Regions from separate parts of the Homo sapiens genome. Here region 1 is linked to region 2. Evidence: chromatin loops called from intact Hi-C (ENCODE). Cell type or tissue: uterus. All regions are shown on one strand. Each heading gives the region's core, and the rest is flanking DNA. Links, peaks and the distances in the headings are about the cores only.

Region 1 (6,371 bases), core at 981-5,980, 300 kb before region 2:
TGTGCACCGTTCATAAGATAATTAGTCCCGGGATCCTTACTATGTTGCTCCTGATGTTCCTCATGCCAGGAAGAATTCTGAGGTGTGGAGAAATTATAACACAGCTTACTCAACAGAGAAGCTATAACAGAATGCACATTTCCAAGACCATTCCCAGCAACTTGAAAGCCTCATCCCATGTCTTGCCTTCATAAAACATAGCATTTCCACAATGTGGCTGTTTTAATAAACCAATGAATAGTTCTCTCCAATCTGTTTGCTTTTAGTGAACTTATTTTCTTTCCCCAAAGAAGCTGGCACTATAATGTCAGACAAATGTCTAGAATAACCATGCACTGCTCTGGACACCAGTGAATAAAATATAGCAAATACTGCCTATCCTCATGGTGCATTATTCCACTTAGAAAATGGTATAATTGGATAGTATTGGGAGGGGACTCATGTATTTTTGAGTCGTGGGGTTATTTTCTGGTAATTGCCTGACTCGAAACTTTAATCAGGAAGTTCTCTTAGCCCTGTGAGTGTGTTTTTTTTTTTTTTTTTGGTGGGGAGTGGGGTTTGGGGGATGAGGAAGAGAGACTATTAAAGAATTGAGAAAATGGCTAAGTCCCGCAGGCCTTTTTTTCTTGTCATACAGTTGTTGTCAAAAAGATTCACTATTATGTCTGGGGATAGGGAAACTCAATGGCATTTTGCGTTCGGTAAAAATGTCTCAAACCATTTTTCAAACATTTTGAGGTTTGGCACAAACCTGAAATCCATCTTGCCAAGCACTTTCCCCCCTTAATTCTTAAACCCATGTGTCTTTCAAGGGAAATTTAATCCGTATGTTTCTGATTCATTTACACTTAACTCATCAAAATGGTGTTTTGTAAGAGCTATTTGATGTTCAAGAAGTCTTATGAGCTTCTCTTTTTATAAGTCTGAAAAGCCTTTCTTTTTGAGAACCCAGAAAATTGTATTTTACCAGCTGTAGGCCAAATGATTTGAGCTGTGTTAAAAATCAAGAACCTGCTGAATTTAGGAGGCAAACAGCAGACACAATGACATAAATAAACATCCACACGTGTCCACCTGCTCATACATCAACTGAAGACCTTTCTAACTCATTCCTTCCCTGAAGAAGTCTATCTCTTAAGGCCAAAGAACAAATGACAACGCTGAGGCAGAAAAGAACGATGGTCCTACAGCAAAAATCCCCATTGGTTCTGGAGATTCCCAATTGCGATTCCTAGCTCAGAATCCATGGAAATAAATCAGATTGCATTTTGTTAGATGAATCTATTACCTAAGAAATAAATTAATCATTGAAGGCCAGAACTAGATGGATGTCATGAAATTTCTAATCCAGTAGGATTTGGATTTTGTTGCAAGGACCTCTGGGAGGGGGTGGGGGTGACTTACGGGAGGAGATATGGACCAGTCAGGGATCTGTTTTCCATAATGGGCTTTTCCACAAGAGGATTTCTTAAAAAGTAGTCTGAGGGTACCCTCAGTTTGAAAACAAAATACCTTAATTTTATATGAGGACACAGAGTTTGGGGAAAGGAATCTAGGAGTTGGGACAAAACTTGAAATACAACCCAGGTCCCCTGATCCTTGCCCAGCATTCTGGTGGCCTTTCTATGATACCAGTGTGTTTCCAATGCTGACTGCACTTCATTAGGGGGCCAATTCATGAGAAATTGGTGAAATCAGCTTAATCTGACATTATCAGCATTTTAGAACAATAGATACATATCTAATATATCAGATATCCAAATAATGTTATACGCAGTAAAAATTAAGTATTATTCCATAAAAATTGTGTGTGTGTATATATAAATATGTATGTGTGCATATTATACACATAATCCAATGTACATATGTGTGTATATAAATATATACACATGTATATATTTCCATGGGTATATATACACACAAATATATATATGTGTGTATAACACATATACACACATATATGTGAAGTATATATACACATATATGTGTGTATGTAATGTGAGTATGTGTGTATATACATTACACATTACATACACACATATACGTATGTGTATATATACGTATGTGTATGTATACGTATACGTATGTGTATATATACGTATACGTATACGTATGTGTATATATATGTATATGTGTGTATGTAGTGTGTGTATATGTGTATACATGTGTACATATGTATATATGTGTAGGTGTATATATATGTGTACATATATATGCATATGTGTGAGTATACTGGGCTGTGATACAGAATATATTTCCCACTATTGCTCATATCAAAAAAATTTAAAAACTACTATACAGAAAACCACATTTTCTTCCCGGATGGTTCAGCCAATAGTGGTTTTCAATTTGCCTCATTAAAGATCACGTGGCTGGAAAAACCCTATAAGATCCTTCTCACTTCAGTAGAAGAAATGGTACAAAACACTGGCCCATTTCAAAGGGAGCTTAAATACACAGCTCAGAAGAAACGAATGAAGAAAAAGAGGAGGAGGAGGACAGATAACTCTTTGAGAAAAGAAAGGGTCATATCCATCTTCCTATGCTTTACAAATGGCAGGAAGGATTTCTGATTTGCATTCAGTGCATCCGCACAGCTGAAGATGCAGACATATGAGCCCCAGCATAGTTCCACAGTGCATTTTCCAAGCACTTAACAATCATTAATTAGTTAGAAACATCCTTTCAAGGTCGGGAGGCACAATAGTTCATCTCCACACAACAGAGCTTTGGAGGCTCCCAGGCAGCCGAATGGTACGGCACCTGGGTAATGACTGTGGGAAGACTAATTGGGTTAACTGGCTGTGAAGAATCTTGTGAAAATGCTGCTCCACTGCACTGTCAGATGTCAGAGAAGGCCAGCGTCCTTTGTGCCTAACAGCTGAAAGCTGCCTCCATGGGAAAGGATGCAAAGTCATTAAAACAACTATGAATTACCCTTTGCTCTCTTTTTTTTCAGAATCATAATGAAGTGACAAGTTTTCTGTGGTCACAAAGTGCTGGAGTCTCTTTGGGATTAAAGTGCAAAGTGGGGCTGTTTGGGAATTGTGGTCTAAAACTGTTCCCTAGGTGGGGAGGAAGAGGGAGGAAGCAGTGTGTTCAGAGCCCAGAGGTCACATCCTGCAGGTGGGTGGGTGCTGGTTCTGGGGCAGCTTCCAAGCTCTGTCCTCATCAGACATGCACTCAGTGTAGCCAGGGCTCAGGCATGGAGAGGGAGGAGAGAAGAGAGTGGTGGGAAGCAAAGAGCTGGACTCCAGGACATTTACCCCAATGCTATTAGGGCCCACAACTTCTGGCCCACTAACTAGACCCCAGTGGGGCTGATGGCTGGAGGCAAAAAGCAAGCTATCTTGTGGCCTCTGCACCCCTCTCTCCAGACCAGAGGGAGGAGTCTCTGCACAGCTGCCTGAATGATTTCCAGAGTCTCAAGGGCCTGCCTGTTGGTTGCTCCCTCCCACCCCACCATCCCCAGGAGTCAGAATTCAAAAAGGGACTGCAAAGCATTAGCCTGGGCAATATGACAGAATTCCTGGCACCAGGAAGCTCACTGGCCTGGCAGGGCAGAAATGTGCTCCTCACCGCCTTAGAGCTTGGTCTGGGCACTGACACCAATGGTTTTATGATATAGAATAACTCTCTTCACATTTTTGGATGGCTTCAGTTTCCCTCCCTCCCTCCTGTCTAGCTCTGTGGCCCAGGCTGTAGTGCAATGGTGCCATCATGACTCACTGCAGCCTGGAACTACCGGGCTCAAGTGATCCTCCTGCTTCAGTCTCCCAAGTGGCTGGGACCACAGGTGCATGATACCATGCCCGGCTAATTTTTTAATTTTTTTTGTAGAGATGGGGTCTCCCTACATTGCTCAGACTAGCCTCAAACTCTCGGGCTCAAGCTATTCTCCCATCTTGGCCTCCCGAATTGCATGCTGTGATTACAAGAGTTAGCCATTGTGCCTGGCCTTTGATTTCTTAATCTGTAAGGTGAACGGGTTGGGTTGAAACATCAATCTTTAGGTTCTGGCTTCATCAGTGCATTTAGAATTATAAGACTGGGTCAGGCTAAGTAGCTCACGCCTATAACCCTGGCTACTCAGGAGGCTGAGGTGGGAGGATTGCTAGAGTCCAGGAATCTGAGACTAGCCTGGGCTACATAGGGATACCCAGTCTCCACAAAAAAATTAAAAACATAGCCAATGTGTAGTGGTGTGCACCTGTAGCTCCAGCTACTTCAGGAGGCTGAGGCAGGAAGACCATTTGACCCCAAGAGTTCGAGGCTGCAGTGAGCTGTGATTGTGTCACTGGGTGACAAAGCGAGACCCTGTCGCTAAAGAAAAATTTTAAAAAAAGAATTATAAGATGATTATTCTACTACTAAGGAAGTTCTGGATGGTGAGAGCAAATTCAAATCAAATGACGTTCCCTGTGACCTGTACACGTCACAGGGAGCTTCCTGCTTGCCCTCAGAGGAAGGAAATGGCAAAAAGCAGCCATGTACTGAACTAGGGCAAGAGCTGAACTCAGAAAAATAATCTGGCTATAGAGAGGCCACTGCATGATCCATATTAGGGTGGATGCTGGTGAGAGCAAAACTAAAGGCGAAAATGCTACGCAAGAGCAATTTACAACTACATTTACACTAAATGGGTTTATTATAATTGCTGTTATTATGATTAATTTCAGAGGAATTAAATGGGATCAGTCCTTTATTGCAAAGTGTTGCTGAGCTGACGGAAGTGTTAGATAAATAAGAAGGTCAAGAAGAGGCAGATGCAAAAGAAGTTACTCTATGCCATCTAAAAAAGAAATCTACTACTTAACAAAAAGCGGTGAAAAAAGACCCTGCTCTTTTGATGTTGAAATAAACTACAGTACATTAAAGTGAGAGCTGAAACCTCGTTTTCTGACCAATGGCATGTACAGCCAGAAGTATGATTCTCTCTTCACCTCTCCACCCACTCATGACCTCACCTGCATTCTGTGACTTGGTTTACCTTTCTTGGAAGGAACTGTTACATGACAATATTTCTCTCTACATTATTAATGCCCAAAATATATTATTATCCAGACTTCCAAAGAAGTCAACTGGCTCCATTATTAAATAACTAACATTTGCTGAGCACTTACTATGCTAAGTGTATTATGCTCTTATGAATTCCATTTCATAAATGAAGTAACCGAGGCTCAGAAAGCTTCAATAGATTGTCAAAAATCACATAATTAGCAAATGGCAAAGCCAGAGTTTGCCCCCAGGTCTGTCTGACTCCAAAACAATCCACAGGGCCCAATCTCATCTGGCCATATTGATTACGAGTAATTAGGCTTCCCCTCTCTGCACAAAAGCTTGTTTTGCAGACATTTTTTTTCTTTTTTTTTTTTTAAGCAGTGATACAAGCCCCATTGAGGGCAGAGGGGCAGAGCCAAGTGGGCAGACAGGCCCAAAAGGCTGCAAGAGGGCCAGCTGGACTGTCTGCCGTGTCAGCACATGGGTGCAGCCCAACGTGACTTCAATTCAAGATCTTTGATTTGCAAAATAAAAAGTTGATGGACTCCTAAAACATAGTAATTCATGGTAGCCATTCCAGTTCACACAATGCAGTCTCCTGACCCTATTTTCCCGTTAAGACGAGTAATCAAATCTATGCATTAATAGATACCTTGACATTCACTGGGGGCCATATGATTGCTTTTTCTAGGCTTTGCTTTTTGGACACATCCAGTTCTATTTTAGTTATTCAGATGGAAAATAGAAAAAAAACCATAAAGCAGAATTCAGTTTTTTGGTACCATGTGAAGAGAGAGAAAGAAAGACTTTGTTGCTAGCTAGATGGGTCTTGGCTATTGTCTAACTACTGTCCCACTCTCCATAATAATTGCAAACTATTGATTAATTCTTCTTGGGTACAGCATTGCCTCATCAATCATTAAATGAGTTCTCTTGCCAGCGCAGGTACAGGAAGGAAAGATGTATGGACTTGTGTTAAAGTGTTTGCGTACTATGGAGTGGATTTTGGAGTGCTAAGTCAATTTCAGTTTTCAAAGGTGTGTAAGTCTTTAAGAAATTACTCTTGTTGTAACCCAAACTCATGAAATGCATGCCTCTTAAAGCACCCAGTCTTTTTTGTTGTTTTTTTTGAGATGGAGTTGCTCTCTCACCCAAGCTGTTGTGCAGTGGTGCGATCTCGGCTCACTGCAACCTCTGCCTCCCAGGTTCAAGAGATTCTCATGCCTCAGCTTCTGGAGTAGCTGGAATTACAGGCATGTGCCACCATGCCCGAGGTTGGCCTGGTTATCCTCAATTTACAGAGAAGATAGAAACTGTGGCACAGAGAGGTGAAGTGGTTTGTCAAAGTCACACAACCAGTAAGTAGAAGA
Region 2 (6,371 bases), core at 539-5,538:
GGCTCTCCTCCCCCTTCCTGGTTTTAAAATATTCTGCCTATAGCTTTCATAACAATGCCCTTACTTGACACTTAAAGAGACTGCAGTATAAACAGTACACTGGGACATTGTGCTGTTTAGCAAAAGCATCTATTTTCAGGACTGCTGTGGCTATTTAATGCTATGTCAAAGTCTGAAGGGAAGGAAAGAACACTATTATTTGTGAGCACCCACTCTGGGTCAAGCCTGTTATATCTTCCATCATGTTTAATCCTGACAACTCTGGGTGAAAGGTATGATTACTACTATTTTATTAATGAGAGAACTGAAGCTCAGTGAGGCTAAGTAATTTGAATAAGGTCACGCAGGTAATAAGTAAGGAAGTTGAGTTTCAAACCTAGTCCTGACTCCAGAATCCCCATTGTCCATCATGCTCTGCTGTGTTTTTATTTCAAGACACTTTGTCTCTCCTTTCACCCTCCTGCTTAACATTATTTAGCTTTATTGAGCAAGCTACCCACAAAACGTGTGTGTGTGTGTGTGTGTATCTGTTTCAGACAGAGTTTCGCTCTTGCCACCCAGGCAGGAGTGCAATGGCACTATCTCGGCTAACTGCAACCTCCACCTCCTGGGTTCAAGGGATTCTCCTGCCTCAGCCTCCCGAGTACCTGGGATTACAGGCACCTGCCACCACGCCCAGCTAATTTTTGTATTTTTTTTAGTGGAGACAGGGTTTCACCATGTTGGTCAGGCTGGTCTCGAACTCCTGACCTCAATTGATCAACCCACCTCGCCTCCCAAAGTGCTGGGATTACAGGCGTGAGCCACCACGCCCAGCTGTACTTTTTAATTTTATGTTTAGTAGAGACAAGGTCTTGCTATGTTGCCCAGGCTGATCTCAAACTCCTGGGCTCAAGCAATCCTCCTACTCAGCCTCCAAAAGTGCTGGGATTATAGGTGTGAGACACTATGACAGGCCAAATTTCTGTATATGGTAAGAGGTAGGGGTCCAGTTTCATTCTTCTGCATATGGTTAGCCAGTTTTCCCAGCACTATTTATTGAATAGGATATTCTTTCTCCATTGTTTATTTTTGTCAACTTTGTCAGAGATTAGTTGGTTGTAGGTGTATGGCTTTATTTCAGGGTCTCTATTCTGCTCCATTGCTCTATGTGTCTTTTTTTTTTTTTTTTTTACCAGAATGATGCTGTTTTGTAATATAGTTTGAAGTCAGGTAATGTGATGTTTCTGGCTTTGTTCTTTTTGCTTAGGATTGCCTTGGCTGTTGACTGAAGCCATTTTCCTATCACTTATTTTGTAGATTTTTTTTTTTCCAATTTGTCTTTTTACTTTTAGCTTTGTCTATGCTGTCTTTTGCCATATAGAACTTTTAAATTTCGATATAGTCAACTTTTTGTTATGATGTCAATACTTGGGTTCATGATTCTAGAAAGGCCTTCCCCACTCTTATATCAGCTCTCTGTTACATCTTACCTGGCCCCTTCAATTTTTCCCGTGCTCTTAGTTTAGCAACTGCAAAATGGTAACATAATGATAGGTATGTATAATAGAACATCAGACGGGAAGAAAAAATATTAGACCAGGTGCGGTGGCTCATGCTTGTAATCCCAGCATTTTGGGAGGCCAAGGCAGGAGAATTGCTTGAGCCCAGGAGTTTGAGACCAGCCTGGGCAACATAGTGAGACCCTGTCTCTACAACAAAATTTTTTAAAAATTAGCCAGGTGTGGTAGTGCATGCCTGTGGTCCCAGCTGCTCGGGAGGCTGAGGTGGGAGGATCGCTTGAGCCTCAGAGGCCAAGGCTGTAGTGAGCCATGATCCTGCCACTGCATTCCAGCCTGGGCAACAGAGCAAAACCCTGTCTCAAAAATAATAATAATAATATTAATTGTCTGATCTTACCAAATAATATAGTTGCATAAATTTACTTTAATTTCAAGAGAAGACTTTTCAACATCTGGGCATAATATACAGTTTAGAAAGACACTAAGTCCAGCATGCGATTTGCTATAAAGCAATATATATTCTCCCTATTAGCTATGGAAATAGCAGTATAGGAAGCTGAATGATTTTTAAACTTGAAGCCCCTGATGATTCCATTGATATGGGATAGCAAAGGTTCATATTTGTAAACTGATTCATCAGCTTAGCACAACATCCTGGCCTTCTTGCTTAGTTGTTAGAACTACCCGCAGGCTAGTAAGTGATGCTAAGTTAGCAGTGCTAAGGCTGACTTGCACCCTGATGTCTACCTTTGCCACAAAGCCTCCATTATTCTGGAACTATTCTATGGCTGCTATTCCTTCACCATGGAGCGCTCTACTCATGAGGCCCGACACAAAAAGCAAACACTAAAACCTGGAATTAAGTCAAATACACAATGAAGGAGAAAATGGTGGTACCATTAAAGGTGGTAGAGCCTGGTACTTAAACCTGGGGCTTTAATCTCAGGTTTCATGAGTTCAAATCCCAGATCCAAGAGGAAGGGGAAATGAGGAGTTACTGTTTAATGGCGACAAAGTTTCTCTTTGGGAATATGAAAATATTCTGGAATTAGATAACAGCAATGGTTATCTAACATTATAAATGTACTTAGTATCACTGAATTGTACATTTTTAAATGGTTAAAATGGTAAATTTTGTTATATATATTTTACATAATAAAAAATGATGAAAAAAAAGAATCCCGGTTCTACCTGTTACTAGCTCCATAGGCAAAAGTTAATACACCTCCCTCTCTATGCTGCAGTGCACTGATCTGCAGAATAGAAGAGATGACAATGATACTGGCTTCATAGGGTTGTCATGATTAAATGAGACACATGGGACAGGCTTTCAGTGGTTCATAGTCATCACGTTTAGGTGTTGTGATGGTTTAGGAGTACGGATCCTGTTTTTAAACTCTCTTGCATCTGTGGTATAGTCCTCCATTTGTCAGATTTCATGTACAAACCACCAATTTCAGTTTTGCTTATAAGACAGATTTTTATCTGTTTGATATCTTATGTGAGACTTTAATTACTCTTAAAAGATGCCAATGATTCTAGCCCAAATAAACTGACTGAGGGGCAGCTGTGGCCTGCTTGAGTCTCCTAGATGCAAATTCTCAATACCCCCACAATCTGGAGGGAGAGGGAGATGCTGTCTACTCCAGAGGCTGGCTCTAACCCAAGAGGGCCAAACAGATGGGATCCTTACGTCTCCTTATCTTTTCATGTCCGACCCACCCTATCCCAAGTTTTGTTTCCCCAAATAGATCCTTCTGGAATACAGCTGCCATCACTCATTTCATTGTCAAGGGGTGAATGGCTGCCTTCTGTAGAGGAATACCACTCTGTAAATCAGCCACCAGGCACTGTTTATCCCAATGATGGATGTCACACATCCTCACATATGGGACCTAAACCAAAGCTCTGGACTTCTTTTTTTTCAATCCATGTGTTGGAGTTTTTTTCCTCTGTATTTTCAACTCATTACACTGCGCCTTTAAAATAAATTCTTCCTGAGAAATCAGTTTCCACATATCATTTAACCGTCTAATGCTAGGCATTGTTATGAACAAAAACACTCCTCAAGAAAATATCTACATAGCCTTATGGCATCTAAGATGTATTATAAAGCAATCTTGCTTTATAAAAAGAGACTCAGGTTTGTTTCTTCCTTTTATACTGAAAGCCTAGTGAAATGAATAAGGGATAAATAATCCAGTGTATAAGGAGGAAGAGAAGGTAAAGGGAGATGAAGGCAGAAAGACATAAGACAAGACAGGGCCAGAGAAGAATTCAGAACTTATGGCTTTATTTTTGCAATGTTACTGGGTATTTCTGAACTTGCCAGAATAAAAATGAAGTAATAGCAGCCAAGAGTTATAGTCCTGTTTTAAAATTTTAAAAATTGCAATTAAAATGATTAAACTAAGTAAAACAGACACAGGAAACTTATAGAAAAAAATATATTTCCTGTGCACTAAGCCTCTGATCCCATTAAGTACTTAAATAATATCCTCCTGACATCATGACTATACAAATAATATGTTACTTTCATATTTATGACATCAAGAGATTATATTACTAGTTTATGAAAAAATATGTTTAATTTGCAATTTTTAAATGACACTGATATAGATTAGTATATATTATAGAATTAGATACGTATGCCATACCAGCTAGTTGTATATTTTATTATAAACATCCCCAACAGGTGCAAAAATACCACCTAAAATGAAACAAAAGATCATGTATCTTATAACAATAAAAGCATATCTGCCTTGCATCCAAAAAGAAGGGGAAGCATATGTATATTTCCATCCCACATCCTTCTTTCTAGAGCTTTATCTAACTCTTTCTCAGGCACCATGCCATGTATCTCTAAGCCTTTGTATCTTCTGATTAAAAGAAAATAGTGTAGAATCATGTTTGCTACAGTCTGCTGCCAAAAGCCCATGTCTATAATTCATCATTAAAATGTGACAGTGTATGGCTACAAAGAAAGAAAAATCTCAGTCGTCATGCTCATTTGCAAATGTTTCAGGGGCTGGAGATTGTTTGGCAATCCTGCTGTTTCTAGGTTATTTGTAGAATAACCAGTTTAATTGAGCTGATGATTGCCTTGTGTCTGCATCACACTTCTGACTTAGATCTTTCTTTCTGCAGTTGGCGTTGAATTGTACTATGTGGCAAGGGAATGGCATGCATTCAGCAAGCCCAAATTCCAGGGTTCCAGCCCACCCCTTCTTTTCCCTTGCCAATCTGATTTCTGAGGAATTTGCCTAGAGTTACTACAGAAAAAAAAAAGAAAGAAAGAAAGAAAGAAAAAAGAAACTCCTTGCCCTAGTTTGTAGACCATTTCATAGAATGCTTCCTTTGGGTTGAGATTCTTGGCCCCACCAGGGTAAAAAGGTTTTATATCTTTATTAAAGCAGAGGCCTGTTTCGGATGTTCTCTGTAATTGGAGCATATCCCACTGCATGTAGTACACAATGTAAACCAACCTGTTGCAACGTGGAGAATAGTGCAAGTCAGATATTTGCTACCCAAGGAAGCCAGTTGGAAAAAGAAAGGAGTAGGGGAGAACCTGGTTTCACACCAACCCTGTCCTGACATGCACTAAGGCTGTATCGTGAAGGAAATTGAAAACAGAAACATCAGGAAGATCAGTGAGAAGGCAGGACCTCTCTTTCTTCCTTTTCTTTGTTCCTAACAAATATTCATCTTCACCTACTGTAAATCATGTCTCTGGAATGAGGATTGTATAAAAGGGAAGTTTGTATCACAGAACAAGTGTGGAAAGAAACTGTCCTTGACCACTAATAGATATGGCTACATCCTCCTTTGGAATGGGTTTGTTGCCCTTGAGAATAGATGAATACTCCAAACTAATTGCATTTTGGAATCTGAGAGTATGATGAGATTGACAGACGTCATTTAAAATGGTTTTTGTTTAAATGAAGACCCTAATATAGACAATTTTCCAAGGAAGATTTAGACAATATTCTCGAATATATAGTAAAATTTTAAAACCCTAAATTTTTTTCTCCTAAGACCCCCAGGGAAGTAGCTGTCATCCTTTTCCCCCTTCAGGGAATAGAGATAATCTGTGTCTTTTCAAAGCAGAAAGGAAGATAGTTTGATGAACATTTCCCAGTACATAGAAGTCACTCCAATTCAAAGAAGTTCTAAAAGCAAAAGGTGTGGCAAAGCAACATAGGAAAATAAGATAATTATTTTATTCTTTCTTTATAAAAATCAATAAAATGCAATGGTTAGAGGATGAATTTCTAAATGGGCTTCTCTTCATGACAAACTTTTTAGGAACATTGTTCTATTCTTGGTGAAGCCAAATCAGACTTGAACACTCAACAGGCATGCATATCACTAAATTACAGTGTGCACACTGTCAAATGTAGGGGAAATTTGGCTGTGCTGAATGTGAAAAGGTGGGGGACCCTCTTTTAACATAAATTATATATGAGGAAAAAGCAAGGGCTCTTAAGAACACCTAGCCCTCTGCTTAACTGTTACTAGCCTTAAGGACTAACTTATCTGAAATTAATACAGCGACTCCAGATTTATTTTTAGTAGTATTAGCATGGTGTACCTTTCTCCCTACCTTTACTTTTAATCTACATGTGTTTTCATATATAAAGTGGGTTCTTGTAGACAGCATATAGCTGGGTCTTATTTTTTTTAATCTACTCCATTAGTCCCTGTCCTTTACTTGGCTTACTTAAGCCATTCACATTTAAAGTGATTATTGATGTAGTTGGATTAATATCTACCCTATTTGTAACTGTTTTCTATTCATTACCCTTGTTTCTTTTTCTTTGTTTGCTTTCTACTCTTTTTATGCCTTCTCTGTATTTAATGGAATATTTT

Evidence for each region. Peaks named below come from ENCODE experiments on the same cell type or tissue, not always from the same donor. Only the 100,000 strongest peaks of a DNase experiment are listed, where the experiment ranks them.
Region 1: a loop joins it to region 2, with 6 times the contacts of the local background. A loop is called at or near these places in 33 of 110 quality-filtered maps.

Annotation. Positions count from the first base shown.
Region 1 is chr7:28,692,527-28,698,897 of GRCh38, reverse strand. All of the region lies in intron 5 of CREB5 (cAMP responsive element binding protein 5), which reads right to left. Among named protein-coding and RNA genes, the nearest start is that of TRIL, 260 kb to the left of the region's middle. In uterus, for the core only: no CTCF peak of the experiment used is centred there; a DNase peak (open chromatin) is centred at 3,137.
Region 2 is chr7:28,394,221-28,400,591 of GRCh38, reverse strand. It overlaps a transcript of CREB5 not described here. Among named protein-coding and RNA genes, the nearest start is that of CREB5, 15 kb to the left of the region's middle. In uterus, for the core only: no CTCF peak of the experiment used is centred there; no DNase peak of the experiment used is centred there.